3 separate regions of the Mus musculus genome follow, and all the other regions are linked to region 1. Evidence: chromatin contacts called from ENCODE POLR2A ChIA-PET data. All regions are on one chromosome and are shown on one strand. The core of a region is the stretch at or near the end of the contact, and the rest is flanking DNA. Distances in the headings are between cores, read along the strand shown.

Region 1 (3,987 bases), core at 198-2,697:
CCAATATGAAAGAATTAGTGCTCAAATTATTTGAAACTAATACTTCTGGACAAGTTGTTCAATTGTTTCTGATTACCCCTGTTTCCATATTGTCACAGAATGTACAACTAAACTGTACAACTAAATGTATAACTAAACTGAAACGCTATGGAAGAACTTACACACACACACACAATGAACCAAAAAGGTCCCACTAAGTAAAAGGGCTGAAATGAAGCTACTGATTGACAGCTTGATTTCTGTTTTGTTGTTACCTCAAGTCTGTGTGTGGCACTTATCCCTTCCTTAGCTACTCTGTAAAGGCAACTCAGAATTTTACTAAAGAGAAATTCCCACCTTAGTTTCTTTTTTAATGGACCTTTTAACAAATCCTTTTTAACAAGACTATCAAAATCCCCTGCCAGAATAACGAGTTGGACTTACTCCTAAACTTAGGGGAAGTTTGTAGTAAGGTTTCAGCATGACGACGGGAGTGGTGGAAAGGGAAGTAATACTAGAAGTAGAAGTAGCAGTTAAGTTTCAAAAAGAAGGGTCAGCGTGGGACACGTTGGCTCTAGGAGGCGTTGGTAGCCTGGGAGTCTCTAGGGCAACACCAGATGCAAATAGTGCTTTGTCCTTAAATCCCTCGCATAATTTAAATTCTCCCTCTCGGATCGGAGCGACAAGCTCACTATTGGGTGGCAAGTCTAGCGAAGAAGGCGGGCTCGTGGTCAAGGGGCTCTTTATCCCGCAGGTCCCTGCAAAACAGCAATGCGCATGCGTCCTGAAGCAGCGACCAGGCACCCGGAGCTCCTTCACATTCGAGCATGCGCAGTTCCCCATCTCGCCGCAGGCGACAGCTCACTATTTGGCAAGGGGGATGGGGTTGGGGATATGATGGTGAGGGAGGCAGGAGGCAGGGGGCGCGTTTGTGTTTCCAGAATGCTTGAGGTAGGAAGAACGGACGGCTGACTAGGCTCTGGCTTCCTCGGGCCAGGAAACCAACATAGGAAATGGGGCAGAGAATAGTACATTAGGAAAAGTGTGTGTTGTGGGGGAGGGTTTAGTCACTTCTCAAGGAAAAACCCCGCACCCCAACAGGCCAACCCCTTCTTCGACTCTTGACACACACATACACACACTCACCTGAGAACGGCGGCGACAGCTGCTGGTCCCTGTCCCCCTGCGCTCGCCTCATACTGCCCGCAACATCCGGGACCTGCGGGACCGCCGATACACAAATACACTCTTGGAGCGCGCACACACATACAAACACATACACACACATACACACACACACATACACACATACACACACACACACCACACACACACACACACCACACACACACACACCACACACACACACACACACACACATACACACACACACACACACACATACACACCGACACACACCGGCCTGGGCGTCCTGTCGTCAGCACGTCGACGCAGCGAGCGCGTACCCGCCGGGCCCCACCCCGCGCGGCCTCCTCCCCCCAGCTTCCCGCCCCGCCCCACCCCGCCTCGCCCCGCCCCGTCCTGCCCCGCCCCACCCCGTCCCGCTCAAGACTCTCCAGCTCCTCCTCTTTTAAGACTCCGCCTACCTTCCCTAGTGCGCAAGCGTCGCGAGGTGGTGCCAGGGCCCGGGAATTTGGGCGGAAGGCGGAGCCAGAGTGGAAAGAGGCGGGAACTCGGAGGGGGTCGCGTGCAGCGCGCAGAAGTTCGCGCTGAGGTGCGAGGCCAGAATGGAGGAAGGAAGCTGAGATCCAGGGACCGGGTGGGTGGAGCAGCAACAGGCATTTCGCAACTGAAACCTAGTTGTGCAGTTTGTGGATTACCGATGACTTAGCTCTTACTTTCTTTTTTAGGCAACTCTCAGCTAAAATACTTTTTAAAGAACTTTTAACATGTGTTTTAGTTTGTTTTATTTTTTGAAATAGGGTCTTGCTCTATAGGATTGGTTGACCTAGCACTCTCTTTGTTGACAGGCTGGCCTTAAATTCATAGAGATCCATGTCCAATAAGCCTAGCCTGCAAATGCTAACATTTATAAGGTACTTTGCTAGAGTACTGTGAGGCACACCTTTAACCCCAGAACTCGGGAGGCAGAGGCAGGAGAAGCTCTGTGAATTTAAGGCCAGCTTGGTCTACTTACTGAGTTCACAGTCAGCTAGAATTACAAGGTGATACCGCGTCTTGAAAACTAAATAAATTAGCATTTGACAACAATAACCAAAGAGCTGTTCTTTCTGGGAAAGGCAGAAGGGGTGTGTGTGTGTGTGTGTGTGTGTGTGAGAGAGAGAGAGAGAGAGAGAGAGAGAGAGAGAGAGAGAGAGAGAGACCCAATGGAGAGGAAGCTGATTCTGTGACAATTCCTTGGCTAAGCCATCCGGGTCCCCAGTCTGTCTCATGTCTTAGCTCCCATGGACCAAAAGTGATTCTGGAGTTGGGTAGAATTGTCTCAGAGCATCTTGGCCCTGGAAGAAAACAGTCATCTTTGTGTTACATTCTTCGATTACCTTAAACTTAAAAGAAAATATTTTATTACTGAATCAAGCTCTCAAAAGCAAAAGCAGACTGCCTCTTGCATACACATATCAAGCACACACCTAGCTCTGAGAGATCAACCCAGTGACCCTGTGGGTCATGAGGTAACAGGGTTGCAGCCTAATTGAGAGCTGCTTCCTGGCACCCTACTGCTTTCCAGGCCTTGGGACAGTCTCCAGGAGACTCTGCTCCTATCTCTTGCCACATGCTCCTTGGCACCCAGTGGCTGGTGAGCCTGTTCAGCAGGGAAGGCTGGCAGCCCAGGAACCAAGCCACTGGGTTTGGAAAGAACCCCGACAGTGCCGGGAGGCTTTCCACTTTCAAGTATAGAAGCAGACCCCGTAATCCCCATATGAAATATCCTAGGAATTATAAGCAAAACCTTCCAAACCCTTGGGGCCTTACACAACCTAGATTCTAGATGAAATTGCTCTTATTGGTTTTTTTTTTCTCTGCTTTATTTTGAGGGTTTGGGGTTTTGAGATGATCTCACACAGTCCAGGCTGACCCCCCCCCCCCCCCACACACACACACACACAGCTCACTACGTAACAGAGGCTGGCTTTGAGCTCCTGATCTTATGCCTCTACCTTCTGAGTACTAAGACTGAAAGGGTGTTCCACTCTGCCCAACCAAAATGGTTTATTTACGAACTGGAGAGCCCAGATTCTCTACTGATGTGGTCCGTGTGCTTGGCTCTAAAGCAGAAAGAGCTCTTGACACCTGAGGCAGATTCTTGAAACTTTTCAATTAGATTTCATTTACTGTCACTATCAACAAACCCTCCTCTCTTGAGCTGAAGCCAGAGAGGTGTTGGCTCCTTGTAAAAATTATGGCTGTCCCGTGGGTAACTCAGTAACCAGTTACAAATCACTAGCCCTTGGTGACACCGTGGCTGTTTAGTTACCTAGTCTCTTGACTTAGGATTTCACAGAGAAGCAGAGAGAGGGGGGGGGGGGGAGAGAGAGAGAGAGAGAGGCTCTTGAGAAAGGAGCATGGGGAAGAGGTGCAGAAAGAGTTGGTTATGGAGAATAGACACATCTGGACATCTGTTTCAGCTTCCTTACAATTGAGACTAATCCTTACAGTTTAGCCAGACTCTACCCAGGATATGGGAGAGGGAGAGGGCTCCTCCGGGTATGGAATATGTGCCAGCAGCTTGTCCAGACCCCAGTCTGAATCCCCAGTGATCTGGAAGGCTATAAGAGGTTCTATTGCCATCTGTAGCTCTGTGCAATGAGGCTCCCATTTTACTGCGAGGACCACACCGCCCACCTGAGATATGATCCCTCCAGCCTCTGCACAAAGGGCTTTGATTTGGTGTGGAGCTGATTAAGCGATTGTGGATGTCCTTGGAAGCACTACGTGTAAGAATTTTAAACAGCTTCTCCTTTTTAATATGCACTTCCTCTTCGGTTTTAATTATTTTGTTCCTACATTTTCCCTTTCAATTTACTA
Region 2 (3,933 bases), core at 1,325-3,824, 90 kb before region 1:
GAACTCTGAGATCCGCCTGCCTCTGCCTCTGGAGTGCTAGGATGAAAGGTATGTGCCACTTTTGCCTGGCTTGAATATTTTGAGACAGGGTCTCACTATGTAACTTGGCTGGTCTGGAACTTGTTAAATAGACCAGATTGGTCTCAAACTCAGAGATCCACTTGCTTCTGCCTCCTGAGTGCTGGGAACAAAGGTATGTGCCACATCACTCAATGAGCCTCCTTATTTGAAAAAGTGAGAGTTCTCCCTACCTTGGTGCAATGTTGGGGAAATTATTGGGCCAAGGCTGGGCCACGGTGGGACCACGGCGGGACATGGATTCATATTCTAGTTCTGCTACATAATACCTATGGCAGAAATGGCTAATTGTCTCATAATATATGTGATGGTTCATCTGCATTGCCAGCTAGACTGGATGTAGAATGGAGTCGAGGCCATACCTCTACCATTGTGTCGTGTCTGCAAGGGTGTTTTCAGAGAGGTTTAACTGAAGTTGGAAGACTGGCCCCTGGGTGTGGGAAGTATTATCCGGTGGGCTGGCACCCTAGACCGAATAGGAAGAAAGAAAAAGCTGAGCACCAGTATCTATCCCTTTGCTTCCTATGGGTGCAATGTGACCAGCTGTCCCACTCTCATGGTGTCATCCCTTCCCTGCTGTGATGGACTGTCTCTTCAAACTGCAAGCTTATACAAACAAACAAAGCCTTCATTTTAATTTGGTTTTTTTTTTGGGGGGGGGTTGCTTTTCTGAGACAGGGTTTCTCTGTGTAGCCCTGGCTGTCCTGGAACTCACTTTGTAGACCAGGCTGGCCTCGAACCCAGAAATCCACCTGCCTCTGCCTCCCAAGTGCTGGGATTAAAGGCATGTGCCACCACGCCTGGCAGAGACTTCATTTTTATCCATTGTTGTTGTTGTTGTTATAGGAAAAGAGAATTAATATACCATCAGCCTTCCCTGCCTCCTTCATAATGGGATCCCCAGCTGCTAGTTGGGCACACAGCTGCCTGACATAATCCTGTATTTCCCTGGCCCATCCCGCACCCTGGTCTTTTACATGTGACCCTGTGGCTGAGATCTGGCCAGTGACCTTTAGGTCAAGTGCTTATAGAGTAAGTGTCAAGCATCTTAAGGTAGAGGTGTTCACCCTTTGCTCCTTCTCTGTCCCTCATCCACCCTGCTATCTGGCAAATGTGGACACTAGCCTGGAGATGCTAGCATAAGTGCCACGGAGACGTGGGGGAGTGGCAAGCTGGATGGGGATATGGTCTTTGAGAACCCTAAGCTGCCTGCAGACTTCTGTATGTGAGAAAAAATGAAATTCCCATCATCTTCAACCCTCTGTTTTAGGGTTCCTCTTTTTCCCCCTTCCTGAGACAAGGCCTCATATAGCCCAGGCTGGCCTAGCCCAGGTATATATACCAGAAGCTGCCCTTGGGCTCTTCCCAGTCCTCCTACCTCTATCTCTGAGGGCGAGGGCAAAGGCTATAGGCAGGGGCCCTCATGCCCTCAAGATCTCCATTTCTTGAAGCTGTTGTTGAATCTCGTGTTGAAGCACTTCAGTTTCCAGACTTTGGTCTCCTTATTGGTAGAACTGAAATAACGCCCACACATCCCAACACATCTCAGAAATGTTAGAGACTCCTGGGCAAGAAGGAAACTGCTGCTCTCCCCTTCCATGGCCTCATTTATGGAGGTGGTACAAGTCGCTTTATTTCAGGGAGCCCCAGGGAGCTCAGGATTCTCTGCCCCCCATCTGAAGGACCTCCAGGCCCCAAATTCAGTCCTCACGTGTCTAAGTCCCCATACACATTCTGATGTTGGTGACACACAATCCTCGTTAAGGGCCTGACTGATCCCAGCCAGATGGGATCCTAATTTAATTAAAACCCTTTAATTACCTGCAACAACACTGCTTTGGAAGTCCAGAGGCAGAAGGGGGTTAGTGACAGGAGGGGGCACTGTTGACAGGGCGGAGGAGTGGCTGGCCTTTCAGCCCTGAGGGAGCTGGCATTGCCTCCCATGCCTCCCATTGTGGTGGCCACAGAGAGCCTGGAATAGCCAGCACAGCCAGAACTCTGGCTTGGTCTATAGGGCACAGCTGGGGCATGTCGGGGTGTGGTTTTGCAGAACAGATCCTTGGGAAACAGGGTACCAAGCTCTAAAGCCTGATGCTGTCCGTGTGGGCTCTGAGCCGAGAGCAGGACCTGCACGGTCTGCTTACAGGACCCTGGCCCTTCCCCAGGCCAATCTGGGTAGAAGAAAACATGATTCAGATTCCTTTCTGTTGCTCTGGTTAAAAAAACAGGGGTACCTCTGTACCCACCAAAGGAAAGCAGTGTCTATAAAGGTCTCTCTTCAGTCTCATTGTCTTGGGTGTGGAAGGGGAAAGGGGTCACTTTGGTGGGCTGCAGAGGGGTCTCGTAGCTTAAAGACCCCTCCCTGTAATGGCAGAATGAGTCCAGCCTGGCCAGAGTCTGCCAAGCCCTGGCAAGGACAGACCGAAACCCAGACTCGTGAGCTGGGCTATTTATAGGCCTTGTGGACATCATCCGTTAATACCCCTTCTGTTCTTCCTTGGTACTTATTCACTCAACAAATATTGTTTAATAAAGCCTCTCTAACTTCCAGCTGGTCTCCGCTGGGCCAGGAGACCCAGACAAGAGGCATGGGTTTACACTGGAGCCATCGACTCAGAGGAAGTGTTCTATTGGGGTCAATGAGCTGCCAGGGGCTGGGACAGAAACAGGAGTCTCAAGAGGAAGTGGCTCCAGGGTGTGGGAGCCACAGGCCCCGCCCCCTCCCCACAGTCCCGAATGATAGCCCCAGCACGGGAGCAGCTTGGCTTAGCTTTATGGATGGGGTCTTTTGTTTTGTTTTGTTTTGGTTTTTTTGGTTTTTCGAGACAGGGTTTCTCTGTGTAGCCTTGGCTGTCCTGGAACTCACTTTGTAGACCAGGCTGGTCTCGAACTCAGAAATCTGCCTGCCTCTGCCTCCTGAGTGCTGGGATTAAAGGCGTGCGCTACCACGCCCGGCTTGGATAGGGTCTTTTAATACGTAGGGTCTTTGTATGACATCCTTACTGTCCTCCTATACTGGATACCCCCAAACCTGCTTCCTCTGCCATCCTCTCTTCCCAGCCTCTGCAGAGCCGGATCCTAACTTGGACTGTATGTGCAGTACTGTGTACCTGCTCACTTTGGGACTTTTAGAGAATGTGGGCATCCCCGATGGACTCGGGAGAAAGAGAGAGTGCACACAGGGCACACTGTTGTGGCTCCCTGAGGCAGGCGGTGTGGGGCCACCTCTGAATGGTCTGGGTGGTACTTCCCCAGGACTGTAGTGTGACGCTACCCGAACCCAAGTACCTTGGCCCCTTGAGCTGTGTGTGTGACATCACCCCTATTGTGCCTGATGGTACTCTTTGTGAATACCTTCCTTCTCAGGAGGACAGGAATTGGCTGCTGCACCCCTGCAACCCTACGAAGAGCGAGGGCAACAGAGGAAACACAGTGTTGGCACACGTCCTTCCCATCCTCAGTGGACCGTTGTCTTCTCTAGAATGGTCTTCACAGTTCACTCTTGGGAAATGGTGATGAGGGGCTAGGATCATCAATTGTAAAATAAATAAATCTTCTAGCCCCCAACGGCCATCTTCTTTATTCCAGAAGGCCTAACCCAGGACTCCTTTTGTGGCTTGGGAAAAGAGAAGTCTCCAGGGTGCCAGGGAACCTGAGCTCCCTTCTCCCTGGAGTTAGGGTTAGGCTATGTAGAGTCAGCATATGTCTGAAGGGAGTTGGGTTTGAGTCTTCCTTGCTAGGTGATTTTGGTGTGGTCCCCTGGCCTCTCTGAGAGGGGGTAGTAAGCTCCCCCATCTATGCTCACATGGCGACTGGAAGGATGTGCCCTGCCAATAGTGGCACATGTGGCAGGTT
Region 3 (4,041 bases), core at 1,412-3,911, 100 kb after region 1:
TCATAGCTCCACTGAGGGAAGATGCTGTTTTCTCCATCTTGGTATAACATGATGTCTGTGTAATTGCTAGGTTTCTAAAGCTGAAGTGAGCTAAATAGATAGAAGTGACCACTGACACCACAGGAAAATACCAAACAGTAGGATGCTATAGTCATGATTAGAGAGACTGCAAACAAACAAAGAGCCATACATCAAGCACTTACTCTATCTCAGGAACTTGCTGAGTCTTTCAAAACACTCATTTCTTTTATTCTTTCCAACCACTTAGTCAGCTGGTCATTAGCACAAACACTTTAAGATGAGAAACTTAGGTCAATTTAAAAACCCATCCAAGGGGGCTGGTGAGATGGCTCAGTGGGTAAGAGCACCCGACTGCTCTTCCGAAGGTCCAGAGTTCAAATCCCGGCAACCACATGGTGGCTCACAACCATCCGCAACAAGATCTGACTCCCTCTTCTGGAGTTGTCTGAAGACAGCTACAGTGTACTTACATATATTAGTAAATAAATCTTAAAAAAAAAAAACCCATCCAAGAGCAACACAGAGAGAAAAAAAAAAAGACAGAGCTGATCTGCATCTGACATCAAAGCCTTGTACTCAATTCTAGTGAAGCTGATAATGAGGAGTAGGGACTGTGTTCCTATTGGCTGGGAAATGGAGGGGGGACATATCTACCAACGTTTGAAAATATGCAGTAGTTTCTGAAAAATAATGTCACCATGTTTTATTACCTTACAAACAGTAAATCAGGAAAGTCTTTCTGAAGACAGAAAAGAAATTACAGGGGGTTGGAAGATGAATCCGGTCTAGGCTGACCTAGAACCATGTAGCTGAAAACCTTAAACTGAATCAAGCTTTTGATTCAAGGACTGGGAGTACAGATGTGTGTCACCACAAGCCAACTTAAAAGGATATTATTCAAATATAAGAGGCTGTTAGCACTAGTTAGGGAGTTAGAACATTCCAGAGTAGCCCCAGGAACATATCCTTACGTGAAAAGAACAGTGATAGAATGGATTAAACACGAGAGAGCTAAAATAATACAAAGGAAAATATCTGAGCCCTTTTCAAGCAAGTTTTTATGTGCAAATCAACTCACAAAGATTGTTAAAAGGTATTTATACTAAGTACTAAAAGCAAAATACCGAATGCTAATGGCGTCAACAATGGCTTAAGCTATTCCCCACCCCCAGCCCCAGGGAATGTGGGCTAAGGGTCTGGAATTTTTTTAACTCCGAAGAGTCCTCTGTTTAGCATGTCAATCAGGTTTGTATTCTGTTCTTAAAGCCTCTCTCCAGGTTAGCCAGCCTCAAATGGAAATTCTGATAGGGGCCTGTGGGGGTTCAGGGGATAAAAGCACTTGCTCTTTCAGCAAGCTGGATGACCCGAGTTTGATCCCAGAGACACCACAAAGGTGGAAGTTAGGAATCTATTCCCCAAAGTTGTCCTCTGAGCACTCACCTGGTCATGAGTGCGTGCTCAGCTCACACACACACACACACACAAATCTGGAACCAGAATTCTATCTTGGTAATTACTGAGGTTGCTTTGATTCCAGCAAGTCACTCTTGGTTCACCTTGGTTCTTTCAAGTCCTCTGAGGCTAAAACTTCAAGGCCTACAAACCACTTTCCAGACTTTTCTTTTTCGAGACAGGATCTAGCCTGGAACTGGCCATGTAGACCAGGCTGGCCGTAAGCTCATGATTTGGATCTGCCTGCTTCAAAAAGCATGCACCCCCACCCCCACCCCCCCACCTGGTTCCAGACTTTTCGTATAGCTCTTTCTTCTAGTCTTAATTTCTTCTTCTTATGGCCTTTTATTATTACTTGAATACCCACTCCCTTTCTAGTGTCTTTCAAAATACTATTTCTCTCTCCACTCAGTTCTTGGCTCTTGCATTTGTGCTACAGAGGTCACACGGGCTGAATGAGGTTCAACACTTCTCCGACTTTTGGTACAGCACCCTCACATTCAAACCACGTCCTCCGCCCCTCTCCGGGCCACCCAAAGATCTCAAACCAAAGCAGAGCACTGATAAGCCGGGGGCGTTTCACAACAGAGATAAACTGGAAATTCTTTGGCGCTCCGGCATCCTGAGAATGGCTCTGCATCATCTCATAACTTACTTCTTGTTCTCTTAACGCAAGGACAAGGCATAAAGAGAACACTCTACCCCACTTCAAGACCGACAACGACCCTGTCAATCCTTTATTCAAGCCCCATTCACACCACTCCGGAACACGGAATAGCTCTTACAGCAGTTCCTTGGGCAAAATATCTCTTGCCAGTTCGGAGTTTACAGAATGAACGGAAACGTCCTTCGGCCGACTAGGAAATGAAAGAGTTAAAGATCGACAACCTGATGGATTCTGGGGTTTTCCTCCCTCCACGCCACAAATTAAAACGACGAGGAAGGAAGAGTTTGCCCAATGTAAAGATGAAAACGGTTACCTTCAACTGCCAGACTTCTGCCCCAAACAATCATGGCTACCTAATCCCACACGAATGCCGCCTACCTAACTAAAAAGGTCTAGCCGAAGGTTTCACCACTGGTGCCGTCTCCTGCCCAATTCCAAAATGGCGCTGACTGGCCTCACTAAGAGTTTCGAGCTTCCCATGATCCTCACTGGCCTAAAGGTCAGGTGACGCAAGCCTCAGCCGGAAGTTAAGGAATAGGCGCTTCCAGCCCGCGGCGCTTGCGCAGAAGGCTCTAGACGCTGAGAGGTAGGAGGCACTTGGGATCGTCCGCAGGGTTTGGGACAGCTACAGAGGCCGCCACGGAGCCCGCCGGAGCCCCCGTTCCTGCTGGTGCTGCCGCCGCCCGAATCGGAACCGTCGGGCTGCAGCCGCCGGCAATGCCGCGAAGGAAGGTGAGAAATGGCAGAGAAGGGATGGCGGGTTTCTAAGGGGAGTCGATTGAGTAACGTGACGCGGTTGGCCACGCCTCGTCGTGCTTGGGTTCCAACTTTCTGGTCCCCCGAACCTAGCCTAGCTACTCTGTCTCCTCTCGGTACCAGACAGAAAAATGTGGGCCCGACCCTGGCCTCGGCCTATGCCTGTAACTATTCCCGCCCTCTGCTTGCCCGGATCGGAGGCGTTCTTGTTAATTGGTCGCGGAAATGTCTAGAAGCGTATTGATTGGATGGTGACGCCGCCTGTTTGGGCCCAACGGTCACCTCCCCGCGTGCGTGGGCGGTGTCTCGGTCTGGCCCCGGTGCTCTCCGACTGGCTGTGGCGAATGCTCTCCCTTCTCTTTATTGGCCCAGCTTTGCAGTCTGTTCTTGTGGCGGGTGCGGCTTAGCAAGGCCTGGATTGGGGCGACCAACGCCCCGCCCTTCCGGATAGAGATGGCGATAGGTGTTGTAAAGGCGAGTTGGGAAGACCACTTTCCTTTCCTGGTGGGGGGATTACAACAAAGCCGAGGATGGGTGGTTAGAAAGCCAGCGCCCACCCCCAAGGGATAGCTCGCAGGCCTGTTGCGTCTCAGTCACCGTCTTCCACCTATTTGTTCAGTTTGACATTTCCTGGTCAGTAAATGTTTGTTGAACTGTATGACATTTGCCCCATATGTTCAGTCGTAAAATGCAAAGAGCAGTGTTACGTGCTAGTTGCTAGGAATTCGAAAAGTATGCGTGATCACTGGCTTAAAGGGTTATCGCTGTTGAGAGAAGAACACAAAGAACCATAGTTCATACAGTCTCTGCTTGAAATTGTATACACTGTAAGAAAGCCGTTAACGTGGGAAATAAGTAAAGAGCTGATTTTCAGGGTTAAGCCAGGCAGAATTGATAGGTCATGGACGGGTGTCAGGGTCTTTGGCTGAGATGACCCTAAAGTTTGCCTTTTAGTGACATTCTGTGCCTCTATTTACTTGTGGTCAGATTTTTGAATGAAATATTTGGATGGATAGACGGTTGGTATTCATATTTCTGCAGAGATCACTCTTCATGGAAGCTTTCCAAGTTAAATATTTACATTAATGTCTCTTGCAATGACCAGAGTTGACAGGTAGTATTTTTTTAAAAGATTAATTTATGTA

What was found. ChIA-PET counts read pairs that join two places held with the same protein, here RNA polymerase II (POLR2A).
Region 2: POLR2A ChIA-PET joins it to region 1 with 36 read pairs in Patski. The contact joins the enhancer-like site here to the promoter of Spop in region 1. POLR2A ChIA-PET finds 5 or more read pairs at or near these places in 3 of 5 experiments (Patski and embryonic stem cell).
Region 3: POLR2A ChIA-PET joins it to region 1 with 47 read pairs in embryonic stem cell. The contact joins the promoter of Kat7 here to the promoter of Spop in region 1. POLR2A ChIA-PET finds 5 or more read pairs at or near these places in 4 of 5 experiments (Patski and embryonic stem cell).

The regions. Positions count from the first base shown.
Region 1 is chr11:95,411,543-95,415,529 of GRCm38, reverse strand. Spop (speckle-type BTB/POZ protein) reads right to left here and starts at 1,447. Exons shown (of 10, transcript NM_001359107.1): 1 at 1,126-1,447.
Region 2 is chr11:95,502,599-95,506,531 of GRCm38, reverse strand. No RefSeq gene overlaps it. Among named protein-coding and RNA genes, the nearest start is that of Nxph3, 10 kb to the left of the region's middle. Within about 2 kb of position 2,574, at least 2 of the 3 ENCODE cell types and tissues checked have a DNase peak (open chromatin) inside an H3K27ac peak, as active enhancers do.
Region 3 is chr11:95,308,866-95,312,906 of GRCm38, reverse strand. Kat7 (K(lysine) acetyltransferase 7) reads left to right here and starts at 2,661. Exons shown (of 15, transcript NM_001195003.1): 1 at 2,661-2,872. The coding sequence starts at 2,858. Gm11520 (predicted gene 11520) reads right to left here and starts at 2,491. Exons shown (of 3, transcript NR_155298.1): 1 at 2,454-2,491.